3 separate regions of the Homo sapiens genome follow, and regions 2 and 3 are each linked to region 1. The links are chromatin loops, found by intact Hi-C in ENCODE. Cell type or tissue: endothelial cell of umbilical vein. All regions are shown on one strand. Each heading gives the region's core, and the rest is flanking DNA. Links, peaks and the distances in the headings are about the cores only. Region 1 has its middle 49 kb from the start of CTB-1I21.1. Region 2 overlaps TRPC7 (transient receptor potential cation channel subfamily C member 7). Region 3 has its middle 83 kb from the start of TRPC7.

What was found. Hi-C counts contacts between places; a loop is a spot of excess contacts. Peaks named below come from ENCODE experiments on the same cell type or tissue, not always from the same donor. Only the 100,000 strongest peaks of a DNase experiment are listed, where the experiment ranks them.
Region 2: a loop joins it to region 1, with 4 times the contacts of the local background. A loop is called at or near these places in 1 of 110 quality-filtered maps.
Region 3: a loop joins it to region 1, with 3 times the contacts of the local background. A loop is called at or near these places in 1 of 110 quality-filtered maps.

Annotation. Positions count from the first base shown.
Region 1 is chr5:136,682,726-136,689,440 of GRCh38, reverse strand. No RefSeq gene overlaps it. Among named protein-coding and RNA genes, the nearest start is that of CTB-1I21.1, 49 kb to the left of the region's middle. RefSeq lists an enhancer at 3,356-3,860. In endothelial cell of umbilical vein, for the core only: a CTCF peak has its summit at 3,003 (motif pointing right); a DNase peak (open chromatin) is centred at 3,060; H3K27ac peaks cover 226 bases.
Region 2 is chr5:136,303,723-136,310,437 of GRCh38, reverse strand. All of the region lies in intron 3 of TRPC7 (transient receptor potential cation channel subfamily C member 7), which reads left to right. TRPC7-AS2 (TRPC7 antisense RNA 2) reads right to left here. Exons shown (of 4, transcript NR_133682.1): 2 at 6,580-6,681. Among named protein-coding and RNA genes, the nearest start is that of TRPC7, 58 kb to the left of the region's middle. RefSeq lists an enhancer at 162-251. In endothelial cell of umbilical vein, for the core only: no CTCF peak of the experiment used is centred there; no DNase peak of the experiment used is centred there; H3K27me3 peaks cover 510 bases.
Region 3 is chr5:136,444,955-136,451,669 of GRCh38, reverse strand. No RefSeq gene overlaps it. Among named protein-coding and RNA genes, the nearest start is that of TRPC7, 83 kb to the right of the region's middle. In endothelial cell of umbilical vein, for the core only: no CTCF peak of the experiment used is centred there; no DNase peak of the experiment used is centred there.

The DNA.
Region 1 (6,715 bases), core at 1,062-6,061:
CAGGCTGCAGTGCAGTGGTGTGATCTCAGCTCACTGCAACCTCTGCCTCCCGGGTTCAAGCAATTCTCATGCCTCAGCCTCTCGGTAGCTGGGATTACAGGTGTGTGCCACCATGCCCAGCTAATGTTTTAGTAGAGATGGGATTTCACCATGTTGGCCAGGCTAGTCTCAAACTCCTGATCTCAAGTGATCCGCCTGCCTCAGCCACACAAAGTGCTGGGATTACAGGCATAAGCCACTTTTCCCGGCCAATACCAGCTTTTCCTTATATGTCTGGCAGAATTCAGCTGTGAATCCATGTGGTCCTGGACTTTTTTGTTGTTGATAGGTTTTTCTTATTACTGATTCAATTTTAGAACTCAATATTGATCTGTTTAGGGCTTCATTTTCTTCCTTATTCAATCTTGGGACATTGTGTGTTTCTGGTAATTTATTTATTTCCTCTAGATTTTCTAGTTTGTGTGCAAAGAGGTGTTTATAATAGTCTCTGAGGATCTTTTGTATATCTTGAGATCAGTTGTAATGTTACCTTTGTGGTTTTTGATTGTGCTCATTTGGATCTTCTCTGTTTTATTCTTTATTAATCTACTTAGTAGTCTATTGATCTTGTTATCCTTTCAAAAAACCAATTTTTGGTTTTGTTGATTCTTTGTATGGTTTTTTGGGGGTTTCAATTTTGTTTGGTTCTGCTGTGATTTCAGTTGTATATTTTCTTCTGTTAGCTTTGGAGTTAGTTTCTTTTTGTTGTTCTAGTTCCTCCAGCAGTGATATTAGATAGTTAATGTGAGATTTTCTAACTTTTTGAGGTAAGTGTTTAGTGCTATAAACTTTCCTCTTAACATTGCTTTTGCTACATCCCAGAGATTTTTGGTATGTTGTGTCTTCATTTTTATTTATTTCAAAGAATTTTTTTATTTCTGCCTTAATTTTGTTGTTAATCCAAAGTCATTCCGGAGCACATTGTTTAGTTTCTGTGTAATTGTGTGGTTTTGTGAGATCTTGGTATTGATTTCTATTTTTATTTCGCTGTGATCTGAGAGTATGGTTGGTATGATTTCTACACATTTTAATTTATTGAGTCTTGTTACATGGCCAATCATATGGTCAATCTTGGATTATGTTCCATGTGCAGATGAGAAAATGTATATTCTGTGGTTGATAGCTGGCATATTCTGTAGACATCGGCTAAGTCCAATGGGTTAAGTATATAATTTAAGTCCAGAATTTCTTTGTTGGTTTTCTGCCTTGATGATTTCTCTAACACTGTTAGTGGGGTGTTTATGTCTCCTACTATTACTGTGTGTCTGTGTAAGTCTTTTTATATAACTAGAAGTACTGATCTTATGAATCTGGGTGCATATATATTCAAGGTATTTAAGTCTTCTTGTTGAATTGAACCCTTTATTATTAGTAAGGCCCTTCTTTGTTCTTTTCTACTGTTGCTGGTCTAAAGCCTGTTTTATCTGATATAAGAATAGTGAACCCTGCTCTCTTTTATTTTCCATTTGAGTGGTAGATATTTCTCCAGCCCTTTACTTTGAGCCTATGGGTGTCATTATGTGTGAGATGTCTTCTCTTGAAGACAGCAGATGGATAGATCTTGTTTTTTATTTAACTTGTCACTCTGTACCTCTTTAGTGGGTTATTTAGATCATTTACATTCAAGGTTAATATTAATATGTGATGTTTCCATCCTAGGTGAAGTTGTTAGCTGGTTGGTTTGTAGCTTCTATTGTGTGGTTGTTTTATAGGGTCTGTGGGCTATGTACTTAAGTGTGTTTTTGTGGTAGCAAGTATTGTTTTTTTGTTTCTATGTTTAGACCTCCCTTAAGAATCTCTTGTAAGGCTGGTTCAGTGGTAACAAATTCCCTTAGCACTTGCTTGTCTGAAAATATTCCACTTTTCCTTAGCTTTATAAAGATTAGTTTGGAAGGATATGAAATTCTTGGTCGGAATTTCTTGTCTTCAAGAATGCCAAAAATAGGCCCCTAATCTCTTCTGACTTGTAAGGTATCTATTGAGAAGTTCACTGTTAGCCTGATGGAATTCCCTTTGTACGTGATCTGACCTTTTACTGTAGCTGCTGTTAAGATTTTTTTCTTTAGCATTGACATTGAACAATCAGTTCACTATATGCCCTGTTGATGTTTGTATTGTATAGTATCTCACAGGCATTCTCTGAATTTATTATATCTAGCAAGATAAGGAATATTTTCTTGAATTATATTCTCAAATATGTTTTCCAGGTTGTTTAGTTTTTCTCCTTCTCTCTCAGGAATGCCAATAGTTCTTAGGTTTTGTTGCTTTACATAATTCCATATTTCTTGAAGGCTTTGTTTATTTAACCAATTTTTTTTTCTTTATTTGTGTTTTATTTGGCTAGTTCAAAAGACCAGTCTTTAAACTCTGAGATTCTACCTTCTGCTTGGCCCAGTGTATTGCTAAAACTTTCAATTGTATTTTGAAATTTCCCAAGTGAGTTTTCTAATTCAAGGAGCTCTTACTGATTTCTTTTTAAGATCTCTTCCTTCATTTCCTGTATTGCTTTAGAAGTTTCTTTGTGTTGATTTTCAACCTTGTCTTGGATCTCATTGTGATTCCTGGCAATCCATTCTTTGAATTCTTTATCTGCTATTTCTGAGTTTCCATTTTGGCTAAGGACCATTGTTGGAGAGCTTTGGTGATGTTACTACATTCAGATTTTTTATGGTGCCAGAATTCTTGCACTTCCTCCTTCTCATCTGGAGATGTTGTCACTTTCTAATTTTTGCAATTATTTTGGTGTAGGTAGAATATTTTATTTTTTTCTCTATAATATTATTCTGTTATTTTCTTTTTCCTTTCATCCTTTTCCTAGGGGATATGACTGTAAAGAATTCTGGGTAGGGTCTTTTGGCTTTGCCTCTATAGCCCTATATACTTCTTTTGGCAGATTTTATATTGTGCTATGCAGTTTGACCTACAAGCCAGTAGATGGCACTTATAGGTAAGAGCCAGCTACAGCCAATGTGGCTGGGTATACACTTGATCGTTGTTTACTGGGAGAAGCTTTCTGTTGCCTTGGGCAATGAGCTGATTCATGGAATGCACAGAGGTCTGAGTTTCATGCTCAGCCCTTGGGGAGTGGGATCCAAGTTGGGTGGGGCTGGACTGGGCAGGTCTGCTTATAGATTCCCTGATGACAACCACAAGCACAAGCACTGAGAGGTAATCCAGTGGGCAGCCACCAAGCACCCAGAAGTGTGCCTAGGTGTGGAGATAGGAAATCCCTTCAGACCCAGCTTCTCAGGATGTTTATGGAGGGCAGCCTAAACTCCTAATTCAAGAAAGAGGGTGTTCCACATGCCTGGATGTGGAGCAAAGAGGACTCCCCTGCACCAAGATCACTGCACATGAAGAGTAGAGCAGCTCAGGCTGCTATTCCAGGTGAGTGAGCACTCCAAATGCCTGGAGATCTGCCTGAGCATGGAACAGAGAGGGCCCCCCTGCACCAAGATATCTGCACAAGAAAAATGGGGTAGCTCAAGCTGCCAATCTGGGCAAGCAGATGCTTTGAATGCCTAGAGATCTGCCTAAGCACGGGGTAGAGAGGGCCCAGATGTACCACAATCTATGCATAGGAAAGGTGGGGTAGATCAGGCAGCTGATCCAGGTTAGCAGGTACTCTGAAATCCTGGAGATCTGCATGGGTGTGGAGTGGAGATGGTCTCACTGTACCACAATCTCAGGGAAGTAGACTGGGCACTCAGCAATGACACATGCAGACCAGTCCCAGGTTGCCAAGCTGGCCCTAGCTGCAAGTCTCATCACCCCGGAGAAACCATAGTTGTGGCAGCTCTCCTCTTGTCCCAGGACTGCAATGGAGGAGAGCACAATTCTCATGCCTATTACTGAGGTGCTTTCCACAGTTCTGTCTGTGGAGTCCTTACTCTATTCCAAAGCAGGCACTCCAATCTCTGGCCCAAGATTAAAATGCCTGCATGACCATGGTGCTAGGTCTCCAAAGAATGGCTGATTTGTATGTACCCAGATTAAAAATGGTTTCTTGCTCTTGTTCCTGGATCTGCAAAAATGTCTGCAGCTTTTCCCAGTGTCGTACCCTTACAGCACCTCCAAGTCTCTCCCCAGGTTAGCTTCAGGGTTTGGGAGAAGCAAAGTGCTCTGCCTCAGCTGGGTTGCTTGGATCCCTAGTGGAAAGGTGAGTCACAGAGGGGGACTGTCTGCTTCTCTCACATACTGGAGCTTCACTCACTTTTACCAGCTGGACAAGGTCATAAGGGCTGTTTGCACACATTCTCTTCCCCAGGACCTAGAGTGTCCTTTACAATTTCAGTGGATTCCCATTTTTCTTCTGGAACTCAGGCTCACAGAGTTGATCTTTATACACTCTCTTGCTATTTCCTAGTGGCTGAGGCACACTAAAAGCCTCTAATCTGCCATCTTGGAAAAACAAACAAACTTGATATTCTTTTAATTGGATTGGATTGTATGTATTTTATATTGACAAAAGTGAAAGTTTTACAAGGGCATTCATAGAGTTTTCTGTGACCTTGGTTCTCTTAATTCTATATTTCCTATGGTCTTAAAATGCTCAATAATGCATTTTTCTTCAACCAGGAGAGTTATTACAGAAGAATCTTTGTACACTGAGTGATGCTGAGTTACCCAGGTTGTTTTCCTTCTAAAGTGGTTTCATTCCCACAAGTATCATGCTGTTAGAATCCAGTCAGCACAACATAGAGATGTGCTTTCATTTTTCTCTTCGAAGCCTTTGGATCAACAGCTGCCTTCAGAAGAGATCTCTTGGGTGCATTGTTAGGAACTCAATCTTGTCTTCTAATCATTTGACTTGCTCTATTTCCTCATTTCATTACTCTCTTTTGTCTTCGTGTCAGTATCCTAACATTTCTACCCTTCCCCCTCTCCCAACACATGCACACAACTCTTGTCTGTTTTCATTTCACAACAGCCATCTCGACAGAGCACTCTGCCACCATTAGCCTTTTCATTTCCCACCTTTCTGCCTCATCTATTCATGTCCTCAGCTAGCCTTCTTTGTCTGGATTCTTTAATGCCAAGCCACCAAGCATCATTGAAGAAAGTTCTGCAACAAGGGGGCATGTCAGTATGTTAAAGTGATTAAGTTCACGAGCTTGGGCATCCAACTGATATGACTTCAGTTCAAAGGTGAATATTTTTTAGTTTTGTGACCTTGGGCAAGTCATTTAACCTGTTCGAGTTTTAGTTTCTTCATCTCTTAGAGACAATAAAAGGACTGACTTAAAGTGTTAGGCTTATAGTTGGTGATCATTAAACATTAACTTTTATTACTGCTTCATGATGATAGTGAAGTACCAGTGACTCTAGCAGGCACTGATTTATCTCATTTACTGTTTTAACATCAATTCTTTGAAGATGATGACTTCTACATCTTATAGATGAAGAAGATGAGGTTCCAGAAGTAACATAGCAGGAGTCACTTACTTATTAAGTGGGGTGGTTGGATCACGATCATATGATGCTAAAGCCCATTTTATTTCTCTTAAACCACAGTTTGCCTTCAGTGTATTTTTTTAAACATCATTAAAAAAATCATTTACTGAGCTAAATACTAGGGTCTGTTCTATATGCTTTCCTTGCATGATCTGGTTAAATGCTCACAACATCCCTCTAACTATTAATACAATTGTTAAATATATATATAAAATAATAATTATTATTATTAAAAAACCCATTCACAAGCAATGAGAGGCTTAGGTTTTAGATACAAAAGAAAATCACCTTTTCTCTTTAACCAAGGGACAGTTCTGGGGCTGTTGGTGCCACTTGACCCTTCTGCATGCCTAGTAGGTGCTGGCAACCAGATGCTACAATTCCTAGCTCAAATTTTTCCTTGTTTGATTGCCAGCTTATTTAGTGATTTTCCCCATCCCCCTCAAGTTGGAACACTTTGAATTATTGCCACACAGACGCCAACATTTCAGGGGTAAGATTGTGTGATTAAAATGAAATTAACAGTGTCAACAGTGATGCACAATGGAAGGATTACTAGCATTTTCTGGTTCAAGATTGTATTTTGCTTTACTGCAGGATTCAAATTAACTCATAAATATTGGATGGTGTATAACAAATATCCCTTTTAAATAAAAAAAAACAGGGATTCTTCATTAGTGCCAAACAAATGAGATTTATGTAAGTGCTTGGGAACATCTAACATTGAAGCTTTATTCAGTGCTGTGACTAACTCACAGTAGATCATCAGCATGGCTGTGAGGCTGCTTCCTGAGCTCTCAGTCATTCTAAAATAATTCAGATGGAATCTTAGCAGAACACTAAGCTGGGGTATGAAAAGGATAGGTGGACAAAAGTCTATTTGCACAAGATGGTGAGGATCCATGGGAAAGTATTCATTGAGCGGGAAAGAGGAGCCAAGCTCCTTTAGCTTCACCCAGTTACAAAGCTTTGTTATTGGACTGGAGTGCTGAGTCTTACCAAGGCATGGTGGCTGCCCTGCCACTGGCTGCTTCTCAAACTCAAACTCAACCCCATGAACTTGTGTCTGGAACTTGTTACAGGAAGAGAAGCATGCTGTCAGCAAATACTAAAGGTGTCATATTGATAAAACAAAAGCAAACCCCAAAACATATAGCTTTTTTAAGAAAATGTACCACAATAAAAAGGTAGAGATGTGCTCCTTTATTTCAACCTATACTAC
Region 2 (6,715 bases), core at 748-5,747, 380 kb after region 1:
GGACCATGGGAAGGGAACAAAGTGCAGAGGGTGGAGAGGACCCACTCGCTCTCCCTCACTTACATAGTTCCCTTTTCCTTCACACTGTTGTATTTTTAAAAAAAATTCCCCTATGATTTTTATTCATTCACTCACTGAAAAGTTCATGTTTGCTCTTAAAGCTAAAAAATGAGGAAAGTGAACAAAACCCTGGAACTTCAGAGGTTCCCTCTGAGGTGGGGAGGGCATTTCTGATAGAAAGGACATGTTCAAAGCATGTTTGAAAGCCCTGTGGTGAGAAGAGACATGGTGTATAAGAGGAACTGAAAGAGGGTGAACGGGCCAAGCTGGGCCTTGGGAGGACTGGGTGTGACTGAGTCTGTAAGGATGCAGGCAGGGGACAGACCATGTGAGCCTGGTAGATCTCCCTAAGGATTTTAATCTTTTTATTATTTTTCTAAAGAACAATGGGGAGCCATTGAAGGACCTTAATCAGGAGTGGTTGTAAAGATTAGGATAGATGGAGAGACAGCTCTTCCTCTGAAAAAGCTGGAAAGGAAACAGGAGGGGTGAAGATGGAGCAAGTTTTTTGTGTGAAAGGGACAGGATATTAGCCAAGATAGGCTGTTACATTGTGTTAACAAACAAAACTAAAGTCATAGTGGCTTTTAACAAAAGTAAGTTTATTTATTGCTCATCTTATTTCCATTTGGAACTGAATTCCCTCAGGAATCCCGGCTGATAGAAGAACCACCCTCTTAAATGTTTCCTGCATGCCAGAGGGTCACTCGGCTTTGGGAAATTGCACTCCAGCAATTGTGTGCTTTCACCTGGATGTGTCACACATTGTTTCTGCTCGCCACTTATAGTGAAGAGTTAGTCATGCCTCCCACCCCTTCACAAGAAGGACCAGAAAGCATAATCCCGGCGCTATTTGGCAGCTAGCACTAATGATTACCACAGGAGAAAAGTTGAGGGAATTCGTATTGATAGCTTCAACTTCTCTGTCAACAGGAAAAAGAATCACCCTCTGAGGTAGAAGCAGCCTGAAGAAAGTAAAAAAATGGGAAAAATTATGTGGGAGATGGGAGAGGGAGCTGAGCAGTAGGTCTGATAGTCCTGCCAAGACTGGGGATTGAAATTCTTTGGCAATAGACTGCATTTTTAATAAAAGTGAAAGATCTCCACAAATGATGGTAACACAGAAAGTCAGTGTCCTCCATAAACCTCAGTTCCCTGCCATCAACTTCAAGATTCTTTCATAGACATGGGCTGGGAGCACACAAAATGTGCCCACAGGGCACAGCACTTGGAAAGTTACCCTCAGAGCAGAATGCCAAGGAGAAAAGGGCAGGCTTAGAGAGGAGGGGATGGGGGACCATTTCAACCCACATTGCCCCTAGCTCTACAGTTGGGCCAGCACCTCTTACTCTATCAGAAGTCCCTTGCCTCCTTCTATTCCAAAAATGACCACCTTGTGCACATTTTACAGTCATGCCATGAATGGGCCCATTTTTCTACCTGGAAAAACTCCTAGCAGATGAAACTATTAATAGAACTTGTCAGGTAGCAGTATAGTATTATGGCTGGGAGCCTGACTGCTCAAGTCCTCCGCCTGCTGATATGGGACATAAAATAAGTTTCTCAGTCTGCTGGCCTGCAGGGAGCTCACAGACACAGTGGACACTGCTCCAATCCTAAAGGGCCTTCTGGCCTAAATATGTGCTCAGAGAGAGAACAATGCCAGCCGTAGCTGCACAACTGGCTGACATCCTCTCCCTAGTGCAGTGACCATGGGTAGGAACACTCAAGAGAGGGCAGATGCCCTCTGCTGGGCTCTGTTTCATTTCCTCTGTCTGCACAAAGCACAGGCAGGGCCAGTGAGCAAAGGGGACCTGGGGACATCAGGGCTTTCTAGAGGATGTCTGAGAGGCCAGTCAGACACTCACATGCCCTGAGCAGACATTCTCCTACTGTGTTTTCCTGCTGAGGCATCGTTTTAACAGATGCTCAGACTTAAGAAGATCAGAGTTGTCACAGACACAGTCTGGCTGGTCAGGCACTACCCCAAACTGCACTGCAGGATGCCTGGTAGTTGGCAAACACTGTTGGAATCCATTGGTGTCAAAAGCATCAATCATCTTCCTCTTTGGGAATTCCTCTAAGCACTTCCGTGGATCTCGCCTGGCCACATGCCACAAAAGTGATCAATATCCATTAATCTCCTGGCTCAGAAGGGCTTTTACATGAGGAAGTTTTGTTTTCTCAAGAAGCAAATCTTCCGAAGAGAAAGAAGAATTCCAGCATGTATATATGTAAATATGGATTGTGATCCCTTTTCTGCCTGGAAAAACTCCCAGGAGAAGGAAAATAGAACTTGTGGGGCAGCAGTATAGTGTCGTGTCCAGGAGCCCGACTGTGCGTGTTCAAGTCCCAAGTTCTTCACTTGCTAGTCATCTGGTTTAGACAAGTTATTTGTCTTCTGGGCCTTGATTTTCTCATCCATAAAATACAAACAAATTACAGTGTCTAATAAATAATAGTTAATGTTTAGAACACATGCAATGTACCTAGAACATGGTAGGTGCATAACAAAGTAGCCAATGGAAACTGTTTGCCATACTGATTTCTAAGCAGAATTACACTTAAGGCTAAGTCAACATTTCTCAAGCCCGACACCTTAACACTTTGGGCCAGAGAGTTCCTTGCTGTGAGGACTCCCCCGTGCATTATAGGCTGTTTAGCAGCATACCTGGACTCTATCCAGTAGCACCCTACCCCCAGCTTGCGTTAACCAAAAACGTCTCCAGACACTGTCTCTAATGTCCTTGGAGGAAGGGGGAGGGGGAGAAATAATTCCCTGTTGAGAACCTCTTGGCTGTTTTCAGGATCCAGGCTATAACCTCTTAACTGTCAGCCCCTGAATGCAAGGATTATAGTTATCCAAGGATGTGTTGTATTGCTCTAGACCAGGGGTTCCAAAACTTAACTGATTAATGAAGCCACTTGGGTGCTTTGCATAAAACAAACCAAAAAAAGCACCAGTGCCTCAGCCTCAGAAAGACAAATACCACATGATCTCACTTATCTATGGAATCTAGTAAAGTTGAACTCATGGAAGTAGAGAGTAGAATCACAGTTACCAGGGGCTGAGGAGGTGGGGAGGGAGGGAATGGGGAGTTGTCAATCAAAGAGTACAAAGTTTCAGAGAGACAGAAGGAATAGATTTTGAGATTTATTGCACAACATGGTAACTATAATAAATAAAAATGTATTATATATTTCAAAATAAGTAAGAAAGTAAATTTTCATGTCTCACCATAGAAATGATAGGTAAGCAAGGTGATAAATATGTTAATTAATTTGATTTAATCATAACATATTGTATACATATATCAAAACATCCATTGTACCCCATAAATACATACAACTATTTTCATGCATGTCCGTGTGAAGAGACCACCAAACAGGCTTTGTGTGAGCAACATGGCTGTTTATTTCACCTGGGTGCAGGCAGGCTGAATCCGAAAAGAGAGTCAGCGAAGGGTGGTGGATTATCATTAGTTCTTATAGGTTTTGGGATAGGCGGTGAAGTTAAGAACAATGTTTTGCGGGCAGGGGTGGATCTCACAAAGTACATTCTCAAGGGTGGGGAGAATTACAAAGAAACTTCTTAAGGGTGGGGGAGATTACAAAGCACCCTCTTAAGGGTGGGGGAGATTACAAAGTACATTGATCAGTTAGGGTGGGGCAGAAACAAATCACAATGGTGGAATGTCATCAGTTAATATTATTTTTACCTCTTTTGTGGATCTTCAGTTACTTCAGGCCATCTGGATGTATATGTGCAAGTCACAGGGGATGCGATGGCTTGGCTTGGGTTCAGAGGCCTGACATTCCTGCTTTCTTATATTAATAAGAAAAATAAAATAGTGTTGAAGTCTTGGGGTGGCAAAAATTTTTGGGGGGTGGTATGGAGAGAGAATGGGCGATGTTTCTCAGGGCTGCTTCAAGCGGGATTAGGTGGCATGGGCAACTAAAGTGGGAGAGATTAAGCTGAATGAAGATTTTGTGGTAAAGGGTGATATTGTGGGGTTGTTAGAAGAAAAATTTGTCTTGAAGAATTATTGGTGATGGCCTGGATATGGTTTTGTATGAATTGAAAAACTAAATGGAAAAGGTCTAAGAATTAGGAGGACCTAGGACATATGATTAGAGAGTGCCTAAGGAGATTCAGCATAGTCCTGCCAGCAAAGATTATTTATTTACTTCAAGAGTTAAGAGTGGCAGGTTGGGGATAGCACCAGGAGATATCAGCTGTGATGGCTTGGAGAAACAGTGTAAACCGGCAGTGTAAACAAGAGCAGGGCATGTATAAGTAGTTGAGAATGGAGAATAGGAGTATGACTAGACAGAAAATAGTAGGGATGACAAGTTTTTTTGGGGCACAGTCTAAGTTGGTCCGGTGTCTGGAATGAGACTGGGGCCTAATAAAAAGGAGCTCAAACGGGCTGTACCTTGTAGCATTCCAAGGACAGGTCTGACTTCTGAGAAGGGAAAGTGGTAAAAGTATTGTCCAGTCCTTTTTAAGTTGGTGGCTGTGCTTGGTGAGGTGTGTTTTTAAAAGACCTTTAGTCTGTTCTACATTTCTTGAAGATGGAGGACTGTAAGGGATATAAAGGTTTCACGGAATACTAAGAGCCTGAAAAACTGCTTGGCTGATTTGACTAATAAAGGCTGGTCTGTTATCAGACTGTATAGAGGTGGGAAGGCTAAACTGAGGAATTATGTCTGACAGAAGGGAAGAAATGACTGCCGTGGCCTTCTCAGACCCTGTAGGAAAGGCCTTTACTTATTCAGTGAAAGTGTCTATTTAGACTAAGAGGTATTTTAGTTTGCTGAGTTGGGGCATGTTGAGTAAAGCTAATTTGCCAGTCCTGGGTGGGGGAAAATCCTCGAGCTTGATGTGTAGGGAAGGGAGGGGGCCTGAATAATCCCTGAGGAGTAGTAGAATAGCAGATGGAACACTGAGAAGTTATTTCCTTGAGGATAGATTTCCACAATGGAAAGGAAATGAGAGGTTCTGAGAGGTGGGCTAGTGGCTTGTACTATAGCATAGCCTGCCTTTGCTGGTGTGTGGCGATTAGGCCTGGTGGAACTGCCATCAATAAATCAAGCGTGATCAGGGTGAGGAACAGGAAAGAAGGAAATATGGGGAAATGGGGTGAATATCAGGTGGATCAGAGAGATACAGTCATGGGGGTCAGGTGTGGTATCAGGAATAATATGGGAAGCCAGATTGAAGTCCGGGCCAAGAACAATGGTAATTGTGGGACTTAACAAAGAGTGAGTACAGCTGAAGGAGCCGGGGAGCAGAAAGTATATGCGTCAGGTATGAGGAAGAAAACAGATTTTGGAAGTTATGAGAAATGTAGAGAGTGAGTTGAGCATAGTTTGTGATTTTTAGGGCCTCTAAAAGTATTAAAGCAGCGGCAGCTGCTGTACGCAGACATGAGGGCTAGGCTAAAACAGTAAGGTCAAGTTGTTTGGACAGAAAGGCTACAGGGTACGGTCCTGGCTCTTGTGTAAGAATTCTGACTACACTAACCATGCCTAGGAAGGAAAGGAGTTGTTGTTTTGTAAGGGATTGAGGTTTGGAAGGTTAATTGGACATGATTAGCAGGGAGAGCACGTGTGTTTTTATGAGAATTATGCCGAGATAGGTAACAGATGAGGATGAAATTTGGGCTTGACTGAAGTAATGGGGGCTGTCTGTGAAGCCTTGCAGCAGTATAGCCCAGGTAATTTGCTGAGCCTAATGGGTGTCAGGGTCAGTCTAAGTGAAAGCAAAGAGAGGCTGGGATGAAGGGTGCAAAGGAATAGTAAAGAAAGCATGTTTGAGATCCAGAACAGAATAATGGGTAGTAGAGGGAGGTATTGAGGATAGCAGAGTATATGGGTTTGGCACCACGGGGTGGACAGGCAAAACAATTTGGTTGATAAGGCGCAGATTCTGAACTAACTTGTAAGCCTTATCTCGTTTTAGGACAGGTAAAATGGGGGAATGGTAAGGAGAGTTTATAGGCTTTAGAAGGTCATGCTGTAGCAGGCGAGTGATAACAGGCTTTAATCCTTTTAAAGAGTGCTGTGGGATGGGATCTTGGCATTGAGCGGGGTAAGGGTGATTAGGTTTTAATGAGATGGTAAGGGGTGCATGATCGGTCCCCAAGGAGGGAGTAGAGGTATCTTATACTTGTGGGCTAAGGTGAGGGGATACAAGAGGAGGACACAAAGGATGCTTTGGATTGGGAAGAAGGGCAGCAATGAGATGCAGCTGTAGTCCAGGAATAGTCAGGGAAGCAGATAATTTAGTTAAAGTGTCTCAGCCTAATAAGGGAACTGGGCAGGTGGGGATAACTAAAAAGGAGTGCTTAAAAGAGTATTGTCTAAGTTGGCACCAGAGTTGGGGAGTTTTAAGAGGTTTAGGAGCCTGGACGTCAATACCCACAGCAGTTATGGAGGCAAGGGAAACAGGCTCTTGAAAAGAAGGTAACGTGGCATGGGTAGCCTCCGTATTGACTAAGAAGGGGACGGACTTACCCTCCACTGTGAGAGTTACCCGAAGCTCGGCATCCGTGATGGTCTAGGGGGCTTCCGAGGCGATCTGGCAGTGTCAGTCTTCAGCCGCTAAGCCGAGAAGATCTGGGAAGGAGTCAGAGAGCCTTGGGCCAGAGTT
Region 3 (6,715 bases), core at 1,208-6,207, 240 kb after region 1:
CCTCACCACCCTCCCACTCTTCCCCCCAAGTCCCCAAAGTCCATTTTGTTATTCTTATGCCTTTGAGACCTCATAGCTTAGCTCCCAGGTATCAGTGAGAACATATGATGTTTGGTTTTTTATTTCTGAATTACTTCACTTAGAATAATAGTCTTCAGCCAGGCTCAGTGGCTCACGCCTGTAATCCCAGCACTTTGGGAGGCTGAGGCGGGCGGATTACCTGAGGTCAGGAGTTCGAGACCAGCCTGGCTAACATGGCGAAACCCCACCTCTAGTAAAAAAAAAAAAAAATACAAAAATTAGCCGGGCGTGGAGGCACACGCTTGTAATCCCAGCTACTCGGGAGGCTGAGGCAAGAGAATTGCTTGAGCCTGGGAGGCAGAGGTTGCAGTGAGCCGAGATCGTGCCACTGTACTCCAGTCTGGCCGACAGAGCGGGACTCTGTCTCAGAAAAAAAAGAATAATAGTCTCCAATCTCATCCAGGTCACCGCAAATGCTGTTAATTCATTCATTTTTTATGGCTGCATAGTATTCCATCATATACCACAGTTTCTTTTTCCACTCATTAATTGATGGACATTTGGGTTGGTTCCATGATTTTGCAACTGTGAATTGTGCTGCTATAAACATGCATATGCAAGTATCTTTTTCGAATAATGACTTCTTTTCCTCCAGATAGATACCCAGTAGTGAGGTTGCTGGATCAAATGGTAGTTCTACTTTTAGTTCTTTAAGGAATCTCCACACTGTTTTCCATAGTGACTGTACTAGTTTACATTCCCACCAGCAGTGTAGAAGTGTCCCCTGTTCACCGCATCCACGCCAACATCTACTGTTTTTTGATTTTTTGATTATGGCCATTCTTGCAGGGGTGAGGTGGTATAAACATTGTGGTTTTGATTTATATTTCCCTGATTATTAGTGATGTCGAGCACTTTTTCATATGTTTGTTGGCCATTTGTATATCTTCTTTTGAGAATTGTCTATTCATGTCCTTAGCCCATTTTTTGATGGGATTGTTTGTTTTTCTTCTTACTGATTTGAGTTCGTTGTAGATTCTAGATATTAGTCCTTCGTCAGATGTATGGATTATGAAGATTTTCTCCCACTCTGTGGGTTGCCTGTTTACTCTGCTGACTGTTCCTTTTGCTGTGAAAAAGCTCTTTAGTTTAATCAGGTCCCAGATATTTATCTTTGCTTTTCTTGCATTTGCTTTTGGGTTCTTGGTCATGAAATCCTTGCCTAAGCCAACGTCTAGAAGGGTTTTTCCAATGTTATCTTCTAGAATTTTTGTAGTTTCAGGTCTTAGGTTTAAGTCCTTAATCCATCTTGAGTTGATTTTTGTATAAGACAAGAAATGAGGGTCCAGTTTCATTCTCCTACATGTGGCTAGCCAATTATCCCAGCATCATTTGTTGAAAGGGGTGTCCTTTCCCCACTTTATGTTTTTGTTTGCTTTGTCAAAGGTCAGTTGGCTGTAAGTATTTAGGTTTATTTCTAGGTTCTCTATTCAGTTCCATTGGTCTATGTGCCTATTTTTGTACCAGTACCACACTGTTTTGGTGACTATGGTCTTACAGTATAGCTTGAAATTAGTGTGATGCCTCTGGTTTTCTTCTTTTTGTTTAGTCTTTCTTACTTTGGCTATGCAGGCTCTTTTTGGGTTCCATGTGAATTATAGAATTGTTTTTTTCTAATTCTGTGAAGAATGATGGTGGTATTTTGATGGGGATTGCAATGAGTTTGTAGATTGCTTTTGGCAGTATAGTCACTTTCAAAATGTTGATTCTACCCATCCATGAGCATGAGATGCTTTTCCATTTGTTTGTGTCATCTATGATTTCTTTCAGCAGTGTTTTGTAGCTTTCCTTGAAGAGGTCTTTTGACTCCTTGGTTAGGTATATTTCTAAATATTTTTTTTGCAGCTGTTATAAAAGTGATTGAGTTCTTGGTTTGATTCTCCACTTGGTCACTGTTGGTGTATAGAAGAGTTACTGATTTGTGTACATTAATCTCGGACCCAGAAACTTTGCTGATTCTTTTATCAGTCCTAGGAGATTTCTGGAGGAGTCCTTAGGGTTTTCAAGATAAACAATCATATCATCAGCAAACAGTGACAGTTTGACTTCTTCTTTACTGATTTGGATGCCCTTTAATTTTCTGTTCTCTTTAATTTTCTGTTTCCTGATTTAAGCTAGGAGGGTTGTATTTTTTCAGGAATTTATCCGTCTCTTCTAGGTTTTCTAGTTTCTGTAAAGGTGTTCATAGTTGAATGATCTTTGTATTTCAGTGGTGTCAGTTGTAATATCTCCTGTTTCATTTCTTAGTAAGGTTATTGGATTTTCTCTCTTCTTTTCTTGGTTAATCTTGCCAGTGGTCTATCAATTTCACTTATCTTTTCAAAGAACCAGCTTTTTGTTTCATTTATCTTTTGTATTTTTTTTGTTTCAGTTTCATTTAGTTCTGCTCTGGTCATTGTTATTTCCTTTCTCCTGTTGGGTTTGGGTTTGGTTTGTTCTTGTGTCTTTAGTTCCTTGAGGTGTGATGTTAGAGTGTCAGTTTGTACTCGTTTAGTCTTTTTGATGTAGGTATTTGGGATATAAACTCTCCTCTTAGCACCACCTTAGCTGTATCCCAGAGGTTTTGATAGGTTGTGTCACTATTGTCTTTCAGTTGGAAGAATTTTTTAATTTCCATCTTGATTTCATTTTTGACCCAATGTTTATTCAGGAGCAGATTATTTAATTTCCATGTATTTGCATGCTTTTGGAGTTGATTTTCAGTTTTATTTCACTGTGGTCTGAGAGTGCTTGATATCATTTCAATTTTCTTAAATTTATTGAGCCGGTCTATCTTGGAGAAAGTTTCATGTGCTGTTGAATAGAATGTGTATTCTGTGGTTGTTGCATGAAATGTTTTGTATATATCTGTTTAGCCCATTTGTTCCAAAGTATAGTTTAAATCCATTGTTTCTTTGTTGACTTTCTGTCTTGATGACTTATCTAGTGCTGTCAGTGGAGTATTGAAATCCTCCACAATTATTGTGTTGCTGTCTATCTCATTTCTTAGTTCTATTAGTAATTGTTTTATAAATTTAGGAGCTCCAGTGTTAGGTGCATACATGTTTAGAAATGTGATATTTTCCTGTTGGACAAGGTCTTTTACCATTATATAGTGTTCCTCTTTGTCTTATTTAACAGCTTTTGCTTTAAAGTTGCTTTGTCTGACATAAGAATAGCTACCCCTGCTCACTTTTGGTGTCCATTTGCATGAAATTCCTTTTTCCACTTCTTCACTTTATGTGAGTCCTCAGGTGCTACGTGAGTCTCCTGAAGGCAGCAGGTAGTTGGTTGGTGAGTTCTTATCCATTTTGCAGCTCTGTATTTTCTAAGTGGAACATTTAGCCCATTTACATTCAATGTTAGTATTGAAATGTGAGGTACTGTTGCATTCATTGTGCTCTTTGTTGCCTGTGTCCTTTGTTTTTGTTTGGTTTTTGTTTTTGCCTTTTAACTTGTATTTTTGTTTTATAGGTCCTATGTGATTTATCCTTTAAAGAGGTTCTGTTCTGATGTGTTTTCAGGGTTTGTTTTAAGATTTAGAAACAGTTCTTGTGGCGGTGGCCTGGTAATAGCAAATTCTCTCAGCATTTGTTTGTCTGAAAAAGACTGTGTATTTCCTTCATACATGATGCTTAGTTTTGTTAGATACAAAATTCCTGGCTGATAATTGTTTTGTTTGAGGAGGCTGAAGATAGGGCATCAATCCCTTCTAGCTTCTAGAGTTTCTGCTGAGAAATCTGCTGTTAATCTGATAGATTTTCCTTTATAGGTTACCTGGTGTTTTTGCCTCACAGGTCTTAAAATTCTTTCCTTTGTCTTAACTTTGGATAGCCTGCAAACAACATGCCCAGGCAAAGATCTTTTTGCAATGAATTTCCCGGGTGTTATTTGTTCTTCTTGTATTTGGATGTTTAGGTCTCTAGCAAGGCTGTGGAAGTTTTCCTCAATTATTCCCCCAAATATGTTTTCCAAGCTTTTAGAATTCTCTTCTTCCTCAGGAATACCAGTTATTCTTAGGTTTGGTCGTTTAACATAATCCAAGACTTCTTGGAGGCTTTGTTTATATTTTCTTATTCTTTTTTCTTTGTCTTTGTTGAATTGGGTTAATTCAAAGACCTTGTCCTCGAGCTCTGAATTTCTTTCTTCTACTTGTTCAATTCTATTGCTGAGACTTTCCAGAGCATCTAAAATTTCTAAAAGCATGTCAAAAGTTTCCTGAATTTTTTATTGTTTTTTCTTTAAGCTATCAATTTCCTTGAATATTTCTCCCTTTACTTCTTGTATCATATTTTGAATTTCCTTGCATTGGACTTCGCCTTTCTCTTGTCCCTCCCTGATTAGCTTACTAACTAACCTCCTGAATTCTTTTTCAGGTAAGTCAGGGATTTCTCCTTGGTTTGGATCCATTGCTGGTGAACTAGTGTGATTTTAGGGGGGTGTTGAAGAGCTTTGTTTTGTCATATTACTAGGGTTGTTTTTCTGGTTCTTTCTCATTTGGGCAGACTCTGTCAGAGGGGAGGTCTAGGGCCGAAGGCTCCTCAGATTCTTTTGTCCCATGGGATGTTCCCCTGATGTAGTACTCTCCCCCTTTTCCTTTGGATGTGGCTTTCTGTGAGCCAAACTGCAGTGATTGTTGTCTCTTCTGGGCCTAGCCGCCCAGTGACTCTACTTGGCTCTGGGCTGGTACTGGGGGTTGTCTGCGCTGAGTGCTGTGATGTGAACCATCTATGAGCCTCTCAGCTGTGGATACCAGTGCCTGTTCCAGTGGAGGTGGCAGGGAATGCAATGAACTACATGGGGTTCTTAGCTTTGGTGGTTTAACGTTCTGTTTTTGTGCTGGTTGTCCTACTGCCAGGAGGTGGCGCTTTCCAGAGGGCATCAGCTGTGGTATAATGGGGAGGAACCAGCGGTGGGCAGGGCCCTAGAACTCTCAAGATTATATGCCCTTTGTCTTCTGCTACCAGGGTGGGTAGGAAAGAACCATCAGGTGGGGGCGGGGCTAGGCATGTCTGATCTCAGACTCTCCTTTGGTGGGTCTTGCTGCAGATTCAGTGGGGGATGAGGGTGAGATTCCCAGGTCACTGGAGTTGTGTACCTAAAAGGATTATGTCTGCCTCTGCTGAGTCAGGCAGGTTGTCAAGGAAATGGGGGAAAGCTGGCAGTCATAGGCCTCATCTGGCTCCCACACAAACCAAAGGGCTGGTCTCATTCCCACTGTCCCCCGCCAACAGCCCCTAGACGGTTTCCAGGTGGAGAACTATACCACCGGCTTGAAAACCTGTCCCAGGCTATCCGCCTCCCAGTTTTGAAAGAAAAGGACTTGGTTCTTCCATCACCTGTGGAGTCCTCCCCTGAGTTCTGTCCAGCAGGCTTCTCACCCTGTTCAAATTTTTACAAAGTTCAGCTAGAGATTTACTTCTCCCTGTGTAATTTTACCCCCTGTTCCTCTCCTGTTTCCCCGTGGTGCCAGGCAGAGATGGCCTGCTAGGGGATGCGGTGAGCACCCAGGGCCTTTCTGCTGCTTCCTCTACCCCTGTATTTCGCTGGCTCTCCAAATTGACTCAGCTCCAGGTAAAGTCAGAAACGTCTCCCGCAAAGAGACCTTCATCTTCTCCAGTGAGGGGTGTGTTCGGGAGAGGAGGAAGGTCTCCCTTTCCCACTTCTGCAGTTGGGGCACTCACAGTTTTGGGGGTGGGGGCTCTCCTGGGTCCTGTAAGAGCGGTCCACTTCCTTCAGAGGGTCTGTGGGTCCTCTCAGGATTGCTGGTTTGTTCTTGCAGTTGATCTGGAGCTAAAATTCACAGTGTGAGCCTCTGCCCGCTGCTATGTATGGAGCTGCAATCTAGTCCTGCCTCCTATCCACCATGATCTCTGCTCAATCCATCTCAAAATTACCCAATTTGAAGAATAAAGGGGTAAAACTTAGGGAAAAGTAATAATAGACCCAGGGACCTGTGAGAAATCATCGAACTGTGTCTGGAATTGGTGGGTTCTTTGTCTCACTGACTTCAAGAATGAAGCCGCGGACCCTCGCGGTGAGTGTTACAGTTCTTAAAGGTGGCGTGTCCGGAGTTTGTTCCTTCTGATGTTCAGATGTGTTCAGAGTTTCTTCCTTCTGGTGGGTTCGCGGTCTCGCTGGTTCAGCAGTGAAGCTGCAGACCTTCGCAGTGAGTGTTACAGCTCTTAAGGCGGCGTGTCTGGAGTTGTTCCTTCCTCCTGGTGGGCTCGTGGTCTCACGGGCTTCAGGAGTGAAGCTGCAGACCTTCGCGGTGAGTGTTACAGCTCATAAAGGCAGTGTGGACCCAAAGAGTGAGCGGTAGCAAGATTTATTGCAAAGAGCGAAAGAACTACACTTCCACAGTGTGGAAGGGGACCCGAGCAGTTTGCCACTGCTGCCTCGGGCAGCCTGCTTTTATTCTCTTATCTGGCTTCACCCACATCCTGCTGATTGGTAGAGCTGAGTGGTCTGTTTTAACAGGGCGCTGATTGGTGCGTTTATAATCCCTGAGCTAGACGCAAAGGTTCTCCATGTCCCCACCAGATTAGCTAGATACAGAGCGTCCACACAAAGGTTCTCCAAGGCCCCACCAGAGTAGCTAGATACAGAGTGTCGATTGGTGCATTCACAAACCCTGAGCTAGACACAGGGTGCT